Regions from separate parts of the Homo sapiens genome. Here region 1 is linked to region 2. Evidence: chromatin contacts called from ENCODE Hi-C or POLR2A ChIA-PET data. All regions are on one chromosome and are shown on one strand. The core of a region is the stretch at or near the end of the contact, and the rest is flanking DNA. Distances in the headings are between cores, read along the strand shown.

What was found. A loop is a pair of places that touch in the nucleus more often than their neighbours do. ChIA-PET counts read pairs that join two places held with the same protein, here RNA polymerase II (POLR2A). Pooled maps may share reads with other maps.
Region 1: a loop to region 2 is called in a map of endothelial cell of hepatic sinusoid, with 3 times the contacts of the local background. The contact joins two enhancer-like sites. A Hi-C loop is called at or near these places in 1 of 168 maps with a recorded cell type or tissue (endothelial cell of hepatic sinusoid) and 2 of 50 pooled maps. POLR2A ChIA-PET finds 5 or more read pairs at or near these places in 4 of 52 experiments (CD8-positive, alpha-beta memory T cell, OCI-LY7, activated CD4-positive, alpha-beta T cell and 1 more).

What each region holds. Positions count from the first base shown.
Region 1 is chr9:34,096,320-34,102,306 of GRCh38, forward strand. DCAF12 (DDB1 and CUL4 associated factor 12) reads right to left here. Exons shown (of 9, transcript NM_015397.4): 5 at 2,005-2,198; 6 at 397-462. Among named protein-coding and RNA genes, the nearest start is that of DCAF12, 27 kb to the right of the region's middle. Within about 2 kb of position 1,677, at least 2 of the 41 ENCODE cell types and tissues checked have a DNase peak (open chromatin) inside an H3K27ac peak, as active enhancers do.
Region 2 is chr9:33,920,789-33,926,721 of GRCh38, forward strand. It overlaps UBAP2 (ubiquitin associated protein 2), which reads right to left. Exons shown (of 29, transcript NM_001370062.2): 22 at 5,829-5,876; 23 at 3,418-3,496; 24 at 3,007-3,212; 25 at 2,591-2,690; 26 at 2,398-2,505; 27 at 2,178-2,245; 28 at 1,899-2,090; 29 at 905-1,811. The coding sequence ends at 1,716. Among named protein-coding and RNA genes, the nearest start is that of SNORD121B, 11 kb to the right of the region's middle. RefSeq lists an enhancer at 4,328-4,567. Within about 2 kb of position 4,528, at least 13 of the 41 ENCODE cell types and tissues checked have a DNase peak (open chromatin) inside an H3K27ac peak, as active enhancers do.

The DNA of each region.
Region 1 (5,987 bases), core at 427-2,926, 170 kb after region 2:
ACTGATCCATGAGCCATGACTGCACTCCAACTTGGGTGACAGAGTGAGACCCTGTATTTATTGTCTTTAAAAATAAAAATACCAACCTGGCCAACATGGTGAGACTGTGTTCCTACTAAAAATACAAAAAAAATACCTGGGCATGTTGGCAGACGCCTGTAATCCCCGCAGCTACTCAGGTGGCTGAGGCACAAGAACTGGTTGAACCCAGGAGGCAGAGGTTGCAGTGAGCCAAGATTGCACCACTGCACTCCAGCCTGGGCATCAGAGCGAGACTCTGCCTCAAAAATAAATGAATAGATAAAATAAACATGAAAAAAAAGCTCAGCTAGAATTACAGTATTTTAACTGTAAGGTGAATTATTAGGTAAAACCACAAAATCATGTTCATCACACCTTAGATAGTGTATTTTCAGCCTTCCAGAGATGAAAGTAGCCATCCAGAGACACTGCTCCCAGTTCCTACAAGAGCAATGAAAACCAGGTTATATTATCATCTATAGCAACTAATGTACGATAATAAGCAGGCGAGGATTCTAAGGTCAGGGTCCTTTATTCCTGTCTCGTGATGATTCCAGCAGAGGTGCCAGTAATTATTAGACCATTACTTCACCCTACAGAACCTAGCTGAATGGCATATTAAATTGAGGCTGCCAGCAATAACACAGGCACCCATGGTTGAAAAACTCCTCACTATGCTATCACTCCCTCAACGTCCTGTTGGAGAGTTAAAGCAGGGCACATATGTGAAGGACAGTTTCATAATCTAGTGTGAGAATTTCTATAAGTGAAGACTCTAATTTAGGAGAGATTAATCTACCCTTAGGCCATAAATACAGATGGGATAGGAGGTTGAGGGAACTACCCTTCAAACTGTGGCCTGATTCAGATTCTGGAGAAGCCTTTCTCTGGCTCTGGGTGTATATTCTGACACTGCTTTTTTTTTTTTTTTTTTTTTTTGAGATGGAGTCTTGCTCTGTCACCCAGGCTGGAGTGCTGTGGCGCAATTTCGGCTCACTGCCAACCTCCACCTCCTATAGTTTTCCTGCCTCAGCCTCCTGAGTAGCTGGGAATACAGGCATATGCCACCATGCCTGGCTAATTTTTTTGTATTTTCAGTAAACATGGGGTTTTACCATGTTGGCCCAGGCTAGTCTCAAACTCCTGACCTTGTGATCTGCCTGCCTCGGCCTCCGAAAGTGCAGGGATTACAGGCGTGAGTCACTGCGCCTGGGTGACACTCTGCTTTATTAAAACCTCAGCATCAGATCTGACTCAATAAGGTAAGACTTAGTGGAAATGTGAAGGGAAAGTAGGCAGTAAAGAATACTGGCCAGGCATGGTGGCTCACGCCTGTAATCCCAGAACTTTGGGAGGCCAAGGAGAGTGGATCAACTGAGGTCAGGAGTTCAAGACCAGCCTGGCCAACATGGTGAAACCCCGTCTCTACTAAAAAATACAAAATTAGCCATGTGTAGCGGTGCATGCCTGTAGTCCCAGCTACTTGAGAATCTGAGGCAGAAGAATTGCTTGAACCTGGAAGGTGGAGGTTGCTTTGAGCTGAGATCGTGCCATTGCACTCCTGCCTAGGTGACAGGAGCAAAACACAGTCTCAAAAAGAAAAAAAAAAAAAAAGGAATGAATACCAAAGAGAAAAAAAGTGATTGTTTTCAGAAGCAAGTATGAAAATCATGCCCAGAATACAGCACCTGCAAAGGCATGTGCAAATGACAGACAGTCAAATCAGGGTGGCCCTAGGGGAATTCTGTGAGGCTGACCCACAAATATAGACTACTCAGAGAAATACTGCAGACACCAATTGAAGGGGTGGGTTTCAGAGCCTCAGTTATAATTTCTCACCAGCATCACTCAGCCTTTAAGAGGTGTTCTGTGGGCTCAGAACCATGCTATGTAGCAAGCACTGATGGGGAAGGAAAAAGGAGTGCATATCCCAAGACATAAGCAAGAGGAATACACGTCAGGGATCCCTACACAAGTTCATACCTTGTTCTTGTTGTTGAAGGCCAGAGCCCGAACCTTGCAGTTGTCAGGGTTTGTGTCTTCTTTGGGGATGTCCTTTAAGGCCTTGTGAGTGATGTGTGCATACACAGGGACCCGTGACACATTGTGTCTCGCATCACTTTTGGTCAAAACATCATCTGTCACCTCCCAGAGTCCCATAGAACCATCACGTGAGCCTGCAGGGCCAGGAGAACACAGATGTCAGATGTACCCACCCCTCTATGGGAAATCCCACAGACGCCAAAGAGGGCTTTCATAGTCTAGCTGTTTGTGCATCATCCTCATATGTGCTGAAGCTTGGCCAGATGGCCCACCCTAAACACAGAGCAGTAGGCATTTTAATAGCTACACTAAGAGAATTATTCACCTAAGGTCTAGGCATTAAAATATAACTTTTAAGTTTGACATGGTTGTTGAAATTTATTTATTATTATTATTTTTTTTTGAGACAGAGTCTCGCTTTGTCACCCAGGCTGGAGTGCAGTGGTGCGATCTCAGCTCACTGCAACCTCCATCTCCTGGGTTCAAGCGATTCCCGTGCCTCACCCTCCCAAGTAGCTGGGATTACAGGTGCCTGCTCCATGCCTGGCTATTTTTTTTGTATTTTTAGTAGAGACGGGGTTTTACCATGTTGCCCAAGCTGGTCTTGAACTCCTGAGTTCCAGCGATCAGCCTGCCTTGGCCTCCCAAAGTGCTAGGATTACAGGTGTGAGCCACCACACCTGGTCTGCTTTTTTTTTTTTTGAGACAGAGTCTCGCTCTATCACCCAGGCTGGAGTGCAGTGGCACGATCTTGGCTCACTGCAACCTCGGCCTCCTGGGTTCTAGCGATTCTCCTGCCTCAGCCTCCCAAGTAGCTGAGATCACAGGCGCATGCTACCATGCCCTGCTAATTCTTTTTATTTTTATTTTTGAGATGGAGTCTTGCTGTGATGCCTAGGCTGGAGTGCAATGGCGCAATCTTGGCTCACTGCAACCTCCGCCTCCCAGGTTCAAGCGATTCTCCTGCCCCAGCCTGTAGCTGGGACTACAGGCGCGTGCCACCACGCCCAGTTAATTTTTGTATTTTTAGTAGAGATTGGGTTTCACCATATTGGCCAGGCTGGCCTCGAACTCCTGACCTCAAGTGATCCACCTGCCTCAGCCTCTCAACGTTCTGGGATTACAGGCATGAGCCACCGCGCCTTACTCGAAATTCTTTAACGAGAATTTTATACATTTTGATAAAGCTAATTTTCTTTTTTATTTTTCTTTTTTTTCCCTTTTTTTGGAGATGAAGTCTCTCTGTGTTACCCAGGCTGGAGTGCAATGGCATGATCTCGGCTCACTGCAACCACCACCTCCCGGGTTCAAGCGATTCTCCTGCCTCAGCCTCCCGAGCAGTTGGGACTACAGGCACACGTCACCATGCCCGGCTAATTTTTGTATTTTTAGTAGAGACGGCGTTTCACCATGTTGGCCAGGCTGGTGTCGAACTCCTGACCTCATGATCCACCCGCCTCAACCTCCCAAAGTGCTGGGATTACAGGCATAAGCCAGTGCACCTGGCCAAAGCTTAGTAATTTTCTATGCCAAATGTTTAGGTCTCTTGGCATGCATCCACAGCTGACTTTTAGTGGGCAGTAGGGCTTGGGAATCCTCCCCTCTAGAGCAGTGGTACTTAACCTTTTTTGAGCCTTGGACCCCCTTATGTCTCTCTTTTTTTAGAGACAGGGTCTCACTTTGGGGCCCAGGGTAGACAGGGCAATAGTGGCACAATCATAGCTCACTGCAGGCTCAACTTCCTGGGCCTAAGTGATCCTCCTGCCTCAGCCTCCTGAGTAGCTAATACAACAGGTATGCACCCCCATGACTGGCTTTTTTTTTTTTTTTTTTGAGATGGAGTCTCACACTGTCGCCCAGGCTGGAGTGCAGTGGTGCGATCTTGGCTCACTGCAAGCTCCGCCTCCTGGGTTCACGCCATTCTCCTGCCTCAGCCTCCTGAGTAGCTGGGACTACAGAGGCCCGTCACCACGCCTGGCTAATTTTTTGTATTTTTAGTAGAGACGGGGTTTCACTGTGTTAGCCAGGATGGTCTTGATCTCCTGACCTCGTGATCCACCTGCCTCGGCCTCCCAAAGTGCTGGGATTACAGGAGTGAGACACCACGCCCAGCTTCTTTTTTTTTTTTTAATACAAGGCCTCACTCTGTTGCCCAGGCTGGAGTGGAGTGGTGCAATCTCAGCTCATCCCAACCTCCACCTCCTGAGCACAAGTGATCCTCTCACCTCAGCCTCCTGAGTAGCTGTGACTACAGGCACACCCTACCACACCTGGCTAATTTTTGCATTTTTTTTTTTTTATAGACAGGGTTTTGTCATATTGCCCAGCATTGTCTTAAACACCTGGGCTCAAGTGATCCAGCTGCCTCATCCTGTCAAAGTGCTGGGATTACAGGTATGAGCCACCAAGCCTAGCCTTATTTTTTTAATTTTTTTTGTAGAGATGGAGTCTCGATTTGTTGCCAAGGCTAGTCTTGAACCCCTGGCCTCAAGTGATCCTCATACCTCAGCCTCTCAAAGTGCTAGGATTAAAGGCATGAGCCACCATACCCAGACTAGGCCTCTTTTTCTAGAAAATTACACAAAACACCACATTTTACATTCAATTTCAGGGAGACCCATGGATTTCCTGAAATCCATGGGCTTTCCATGAACCCACAGGGACCACAAACCCTCCCCAACTTTTTTTTTTTTTTTTTTTTTAAATGAGACAGGTTCTGGCTCTGTCACCCAAGCTGGAGTGCAATAACATGATTATGGCTCATTGTAGCCTCAACCTCCTGGGCTTCAGCAATTCTCCTGCCCCAGCCTCCCAAGTAGCTGGGTCTACAGGCATGTATCCTCATGCCCAGGTAATTTTTTATTTTCATTTTTTTGTAGAAATGGGGTCTCACTATGTTACCCAGGCTGGTCTTGGACTCCTGACCTCAAACTCCTGCTTCAGTCTCTCGAAATACTGGGACTACAAGTGTAAGCCACTGTGCCCGGCCATAATTCCTTTATTATTTATTTATTTATTTTGGTGGTGGGACAGAGTTTCACTCTTATTGCCCAGGCTAGAATGCAATGGCACGATCTTGGCTCACCGCAACCTCTGCTTACTGGGTTCAAGTGATTCTCCTACCTCAGCCTTCCGAGTAGCTGGGATTACAGGCATGTGCCACCATGCCCGGCTAATTTTGTATTTTTAGTAGAGACGGGGTTTCTCTATGTTGTTCAGGCTGGTCTTGAACTCCTGACCTCAGGTGATCCACCCTCCTCAGCCTCCCAAAGTGCAAGGATTACAGGCATGAGCCACTGTGCCCGGCCCACAATCCTTCTATTAAGAATGACTGTTCTAGACCGTTCTTTATTAAGAATTACTGCTCACACCTGTAATCCCAGCAACTTGGGAGGCTGAGGTAGGTGGACCGCCTGAGCTCAAGAGTTTGAGACCAGCCTGAGCAACATGGCGAAACCCCATCTCTACCAAAAATACAAAAAATTAGCCAGGCGTGGTGGGGCACGCCTGTGGTCCCAGCTACTCAGGAGGCTGAGCTGGGAGGATAGCTTGAGCCTGGGAAGTAGAAGTTGCAGTGAGCTGAAATTGTGCCACAGACTCCAACCTGGGTGACAGAGTGAGACCCTGTCGCAAAAAAAAAAAAAAGATAATAATGACGACTATTCTAGGCTGGGTACAGTGGTATATGCCTTTAATCCCAGCACTCTGGGAGACCGGGTAACATGGCAAAACCCTGTCTCTACAAAAAATACAAAATTAGCCAGGCATGGTGGCGCAAACCTGTGGTACCAGCTACCCGGGAGGCTGAGGTGGGAGGGTCACTGGAGCCTGGAGAGGTCAAGGGTGCAGTGAGCTGGGATCACACCAACAGTCTGGGCAACAGAGTAAGACCCTGCCTCCAAAAAAAAAAAGAATAATGACTG
Region 2 (5,933 bases), core at 3,278-5,777:
CTTTTTTCTAGGTAAGGTCCCAAGCTGTGGGTTAATAGGAGTATCGGTCCCATCTGATGACAGGACCATCGCTCTCAATTGTAGAGGCCAAAAGCAGAAAAAGTAGATTGTGACCCCAGGCTGGTTCTGACACAATCAATCAATCAATCACCTGACTAGCCATTTTATTTCCTCCTTTAACCTGATCTGAAGCAGCGATTTAGGAGTGAAAAGAGAGGCTGTAGCACCTTGGGCAACACTTCTAGGCCCTGAGCTTCCTGCCTGCTGGATTGGAGCACAGTTGTGGTTGGCCAACAGGAGATCTGCCTCCTTCCTATGGCCCTTGGTTACTCCCTGGCTTCTGACCTGACACAAGGTGAATGGTTGGTTGGGCTTTTCTGGAGCAGATATGTAGCCCCGGATCCACCAGCCTACCTCATGACACCCTCACTAGTCACGTGTTCTACCATAGCTTTTGACTGCCAATCAAGATTATGTTCAGTTGATGACAAGCAAAAGACAGGTATACCTGTTCATACTCTCCCTTAAGGCCTAGAACCCTGCTCTCAGTTCTTGGCTTTGCTTCAGATTGTAAAAGTCCACTGAGATTTGGAAAAGAAATTACCCTGCCCTGGTATCCAGTGGACAGGGCTCTGTGGGACACTGCCCTATCCCTAAGTCTCTTAAGGAGCTATAAGAAAAGCCAGGTTAACTTTGATCAACATGGCCTGGGCCCTGTAAGGAGGTTTAGCTGTCCTTACAGCCATTGTGATTTGGGCCAAGAGGGTCCAGTAAAAAGGAAAACCATTTCAAGCCTTTATAGCCTGTGTCAGAAGACTATGACCATGTGGGATCTCCTTTAGCCCTGTGAAGTCCAGGGCTTCTGCCCTGAGCTGCCCTTCAGTCACACCACACAGAGACCATGCATGCTCTCAGAACTTTATTAGGTGGGGATTGGGCAAGAGAAAACCCCTGAAACAGTTGCCCACGTGGTTCAAGACAACTAGAATGGAGATGTGTTGCTTGGAGATACCTTAGATTTTTAAAGGGGAGCTGACTGGCTGAATAACTCAGATTATTTTTTTTTTTTTCATGGTCAGCCAGTCTCTAGTAAGTCTCTAGGGACATGACCAGACCAGAAGCCCCTGTTCTATATGAAGACAAACAGGTGGCCATACTTGGGTGGAGGGATACCGCTGCTATTCCCAGATGAAGATTTGGTGGAAGGAGACCATGACAGATGACAAACGGAACAGTTTCTCAAAAACAGAGGTATGAAGTAATTACACAGGAAAGAAAACAATTTCCAAAGGAGTGAGACAAGTCGTGATTCTTCATTGGTACCTGACCCCTATACCCAAACAGCCTTGAACCAGCCCTTCCAGAGACTGCCCCTAGTGGCCCACTGGGCAGTGCAGGCTGTGAAGAAGACCTGAAGGCAGATGGGGTGGGGGTGCTTATTTTGCTACAGTGGAGAAGGGGCTTGAATGGGGAGGGCAGACCTGGCTAACATCTGCCGCCATCCCCCAACTCCCCCCCAGACTTCTATCACATTTACAAATACATACATAAATACATTACATACAGTAGCCAGTCTGGGAGGCAGACTCCCCACAGAGGCATGGCTGACACATGTCGGGAATTCTAGGAAAGGGCACTGGGCTCCCAAATACGTGCTCGTGTGTTCTCTCCTGCCCAGGATAAGCCTTGCCCCAGCCCACCCCTCTCTTCTGGGTTTAGTTTGTCCAGTATGGAGAGTTGCCGTAGGCAGGTTTGGAGGCTTGAGACTTGGGCTGCAGGGAGCTGGGCTGGCTGCGCTGACCCGAGCCACTCTGAGGAAGAGGAGAAGGGAAGGCTGTCAAGGCTGGAGCAGAACCCCTGGCCCAGAGTAGGGTGGCTGCCTCCATCACTGTACTCACCTGTGCATCCTGCGGAAGGTGGTGGTGCAGCAGCTGTGAGTGGGGCTGCTGGTGGGCTGGCAAGATGTGTAGGAATGGTGGGGGTGCATAGCCAGGGGCCGCTCCCGAGGCCAGGGGCCCAGTGGAGCCCAAGACCGAGGGCAGGCTGAAAGGTGGAGGCGTCCCTGCATGAAATCCCTGCTTGTCAAAAGTCTACAGGGCAAAGAAGACAATGGTGAAGGTCAGGTTGGGCTGTAACCTCTCAAAAACCTATACACCCAACCCACCTTTGTCCCTCACCTGTGTCTTATTGTAGACAGAACCAGTCATATCAGGTAGACCAGTGGTGCTTGAAGACACTGATACTCCTAGGAGGAAAAGCAGTTGTTCCCCACAGCAGTTGTTCCCAGCTCCAGGCTCCCCACCTCCAGGATCACTCAGGGGTTGCCCTGCCTGAGAGGGGATCAGGCAGGAGCCCACCACTCCAGGCCTTATCCTGGAAAGGAGAGGTAAACACTACCTTTGCCAGGCCCAGAACCTGCAGACTTGTTTGGTGCCTGCGATGATCCAGCATAGCCACCTTTGGAGTAGTCTCCTGCTGCTGTCCCCTGGGTCAGGTCGTCATAACCTAGCGTGGCAGGGTACAAGAGGCAAGTGTGAGCCAGGCAAGCCTGTCTAACCCCATGTGTCTCTGTCTGGGAAGTACCCCTCACCTGTACTGTAGCCGTGCTGGCCATAACCACTGGCCTGCTGGAAGGGAGGTGTGGGAGTGCTGAGGTTCACCCCATGTTGCTTGGCTGAGGCTGGAGGGACCTGGGGGGGCAAGCAGATGAGGTATTAGTGTAGGAAGAGGCAAGCTGAGGCTGGTCAGGTACCCCTGCCAGAGCCTAAGGCAGCAGGTGACATACCCACAACCACAGGGGACCTGTGTTTTCATTAGTGCAACACATGCTGGATCTAAACACAGCAGGGGAAAAGTGACCTTGTCCCCAGCCTGAACAGTTTCTGAAGACCAGGTAAGACGGAGTGGAATCACAACCCTCCCTCCCTGCTGGAAGATAGGTCCCAGGTTTCCACCTGCCAGCAACCCAAGGCCAGGAGACACAGTCACACCCTCTGAAATACTCACAAACATGGTGGGGCCATACTGGAAGGCACTGGGCATGCCTGTGTAGTAGGGAAGACCAGTGTAGCTATAGCCAGGTGGCAGTGCAGGATTCACGAAGGGCTGCTGGGCTGTGTGGTGGGTCTGTGATTGGCTCTGCTGTGGCTGAGCTGGTGTGGTAGCGGGTGCAGGGGATGCAGAGTCCCCACGGCCAAACTTTGTGACATCACCTAGGAAAGAGCACTGACTCCAGCCACTGCCCTTCCTCCAACCAGAGAAAGGCCACACTGGCTTCTGCAAACAGGAACAGGTCTGGCTGCCAGCTCAGCACAGGCTACTAAGAGGCCTCTCTCAGCTTGCTGTTGCTGCTTCCCAGCTCCTGGAGTTCGCGCTAGGCCGGCCCCGGGCTACTCCTCATCCATTGAGCAAACTCACCTGGATATGGATTATTAGCTAGGCTCCCATCTCGGCTGGCAAGCGCTGTGGGTGCAGCAAAGGGAATTCCATAGTAGTCCTAGGAGAGACCAGGGAGGCTTGATCAGCGACTGGCCCTGCTTGACTCCCAGGAGAGCAGAACCAGCACATGGAAGTGGTGACGCCACACTCCTGAAACAGACTCCATGCCTGAGAGCCAGCAGTCCCAGGGAACGCCAAGTAAATGGTGCCCCTCGGAAGAGTGTGCAACTAGGCGGCCTGCCTAACACATAAGCACACAGACCGGCCAACCCTGCAGCTTCACCAGGCAGAGCTGCTGGAGACCAAGCCTCACACATCCATTTGACACCACAGGCAGGTGCTTGTGTGAATGCCTCGGGCTGAACCAACTTCGCTGGCTTTTCTGTGTGAGAGACTAGAGCAGCTAGGAAAGCTGACTAAACAGAGCAGACCTGAAAAAGGAGGCAACAGAAGTGCAGGGGCCTGAAAGGTTTAAGGGGGGACAGGGGGCAGTGCCAGGTAGGCACGGGAATAAGCAGGACCCCAGGTGAAGCCCAGAACTGGCCTGTCACCACCTACACTGCTCTCAAAACACTGACATGGCCTAGGACAAGCTTGTCCAACCCACGGCCCATGACAGCTTTGAATGTGGCCCAACACAAATTCGTCTTTCTTAAAACATGAAATTTGTTTGCAATTTTTTTAAGCTCATCAGCTATCTTTAATGTTAGTGTATTTTATGTGTGGCCCAAGACAATTATTCTTTCAATGTGGCCCAAGGAAGCCAAAACATTGGACACCCCTGGCCCAGGACTTGGGGGAAGTATGGCAGATACAACAAAGTGTGGAGACAGAGACGGCAAAGCACAGTGGAGCTTCGTGGAGGAGGGGAGGTCTGACCTGACCCTCACTCACCATCCAGGGCCTCGCACTCCTGGACACACCTGGCCCCTGAGGAAAGGCAAAGCCCTTGGGCTGTGCCCGATCCCAGAAAGGAGCCATCCTGGCTGGGAATGGCACTCACACCCTCCAGGAAACCTCCCGGAAACCCATAGCAGCCTAGAACCCCCGGAAGAGGCAGAGCTGGGAACACACAGAGCTGCACAACTGAGGACGGGAGCAGAGAAAGCCCAGAAGGGGGAGCACTTTCACAGAACACGAGAATTCTCCAGGCAGGAACTAGGCTCACAAGCAGCAGAGGTGAACAAACAACCCGAGGGATAGAAAGAGCAACATATCTCAAAAGGTGGGCTCCAGAGGGTGTTTTCTCTAAGGCACAAAGTGATAAAAGCCAAAAGAGTGCTGTGAATAAGTGTGGAGACCACGGAGAGCCCCTGAAGCAGAATGAATCCCGGGGCTCAGCACCACCTCCTGCAGTTTGGGCCTTTGGCCGGCAGATTAAAGGGCTGCTGGTTTGCACAGTGGGGAGAAGCCGCTCCGCTCCCAGGCTAGGCCTCTGCTTCTGGAAATACGGCCAGCCAGTGGAAAGGGCTACTCTTCTGAAACAAGAGCAGCTCCGTCAGCTCTTTGTGGTGCAGCAGAGAAGGGAGCAACACCCACGGGGAAGAAGGCATCACTGCACAAGGGAGAAAGCCTCTTCCTCCAGCAACAGGAAAGACTGTATCCAGCAGAGGTGGTGTCCAAACTGCCTGCAACTCTCTGACAAGTGCCCTGGGAAATGGCAGAGCAAGAAGACAGTGGCTCCCAGGAGGAAGTCCTGCCCATGGGCAGGGCAAGGAGCGGGCCTATTCCCCTCTGTCCCCACAGTTCTGTTCATGTGGCTATCCCAGGAAAGGCCCACACTGCATTCTGGCACCAACGGTCAGAAGAAAGAGGCAACCCTGGTCTCAGAGTAAGGCTGCAACCACCAGGGACGTCCCAGGGCAGGCATTCTCACAAATCTAGATGGGAGGCCAGACCCAGAAGAGACCTTAAAGACCATCAGCTCAAGCCACTCACTCAGCTGATTGCAGAAGAGCAGTCACTGGCCATCTCAGACCAAAGACACTATATGGTACTCTGAGGAAGAGGAAGACAGTATAAAACTCCAGGGCCACGTAAGCAACCTCCATGTCTTGTGTCATATGGTTTTTCTTTTTAAAAAAGAGAGAGAAAACAAGATGGAGGAGGGAAGATAAGGACCAACATTTAACAGGGGACATGGCCTACCAGGGCCCCAGGTCCCAAAGGCCTTCATGTTTCCCAGGGATGAGCACTGGATACTCTGTGCTAAAGCTATGGTCACGCCTGGCACAACCGCCAGATGAAAACAGCTTTCTCAGTAGTGGTGCTGAGAGGTTCCTCAGGCAGAGGATCCTAAGGGCCAGAGAGTGTGGCAGCCAAGACCATAAGAGGGGGGACATGTAAAAGATTCTGAACCCTCTGCTCCGACCAGTCCATACCCCACTCACCACTGGCAGCCGTGACTGCAGCATCTGGAGCTCGTCATAGCCATAGATCTGTGTGAGAACCAGAAAGTGTATTTTAGGAACCACATACCACACCCTGGGAAGCCC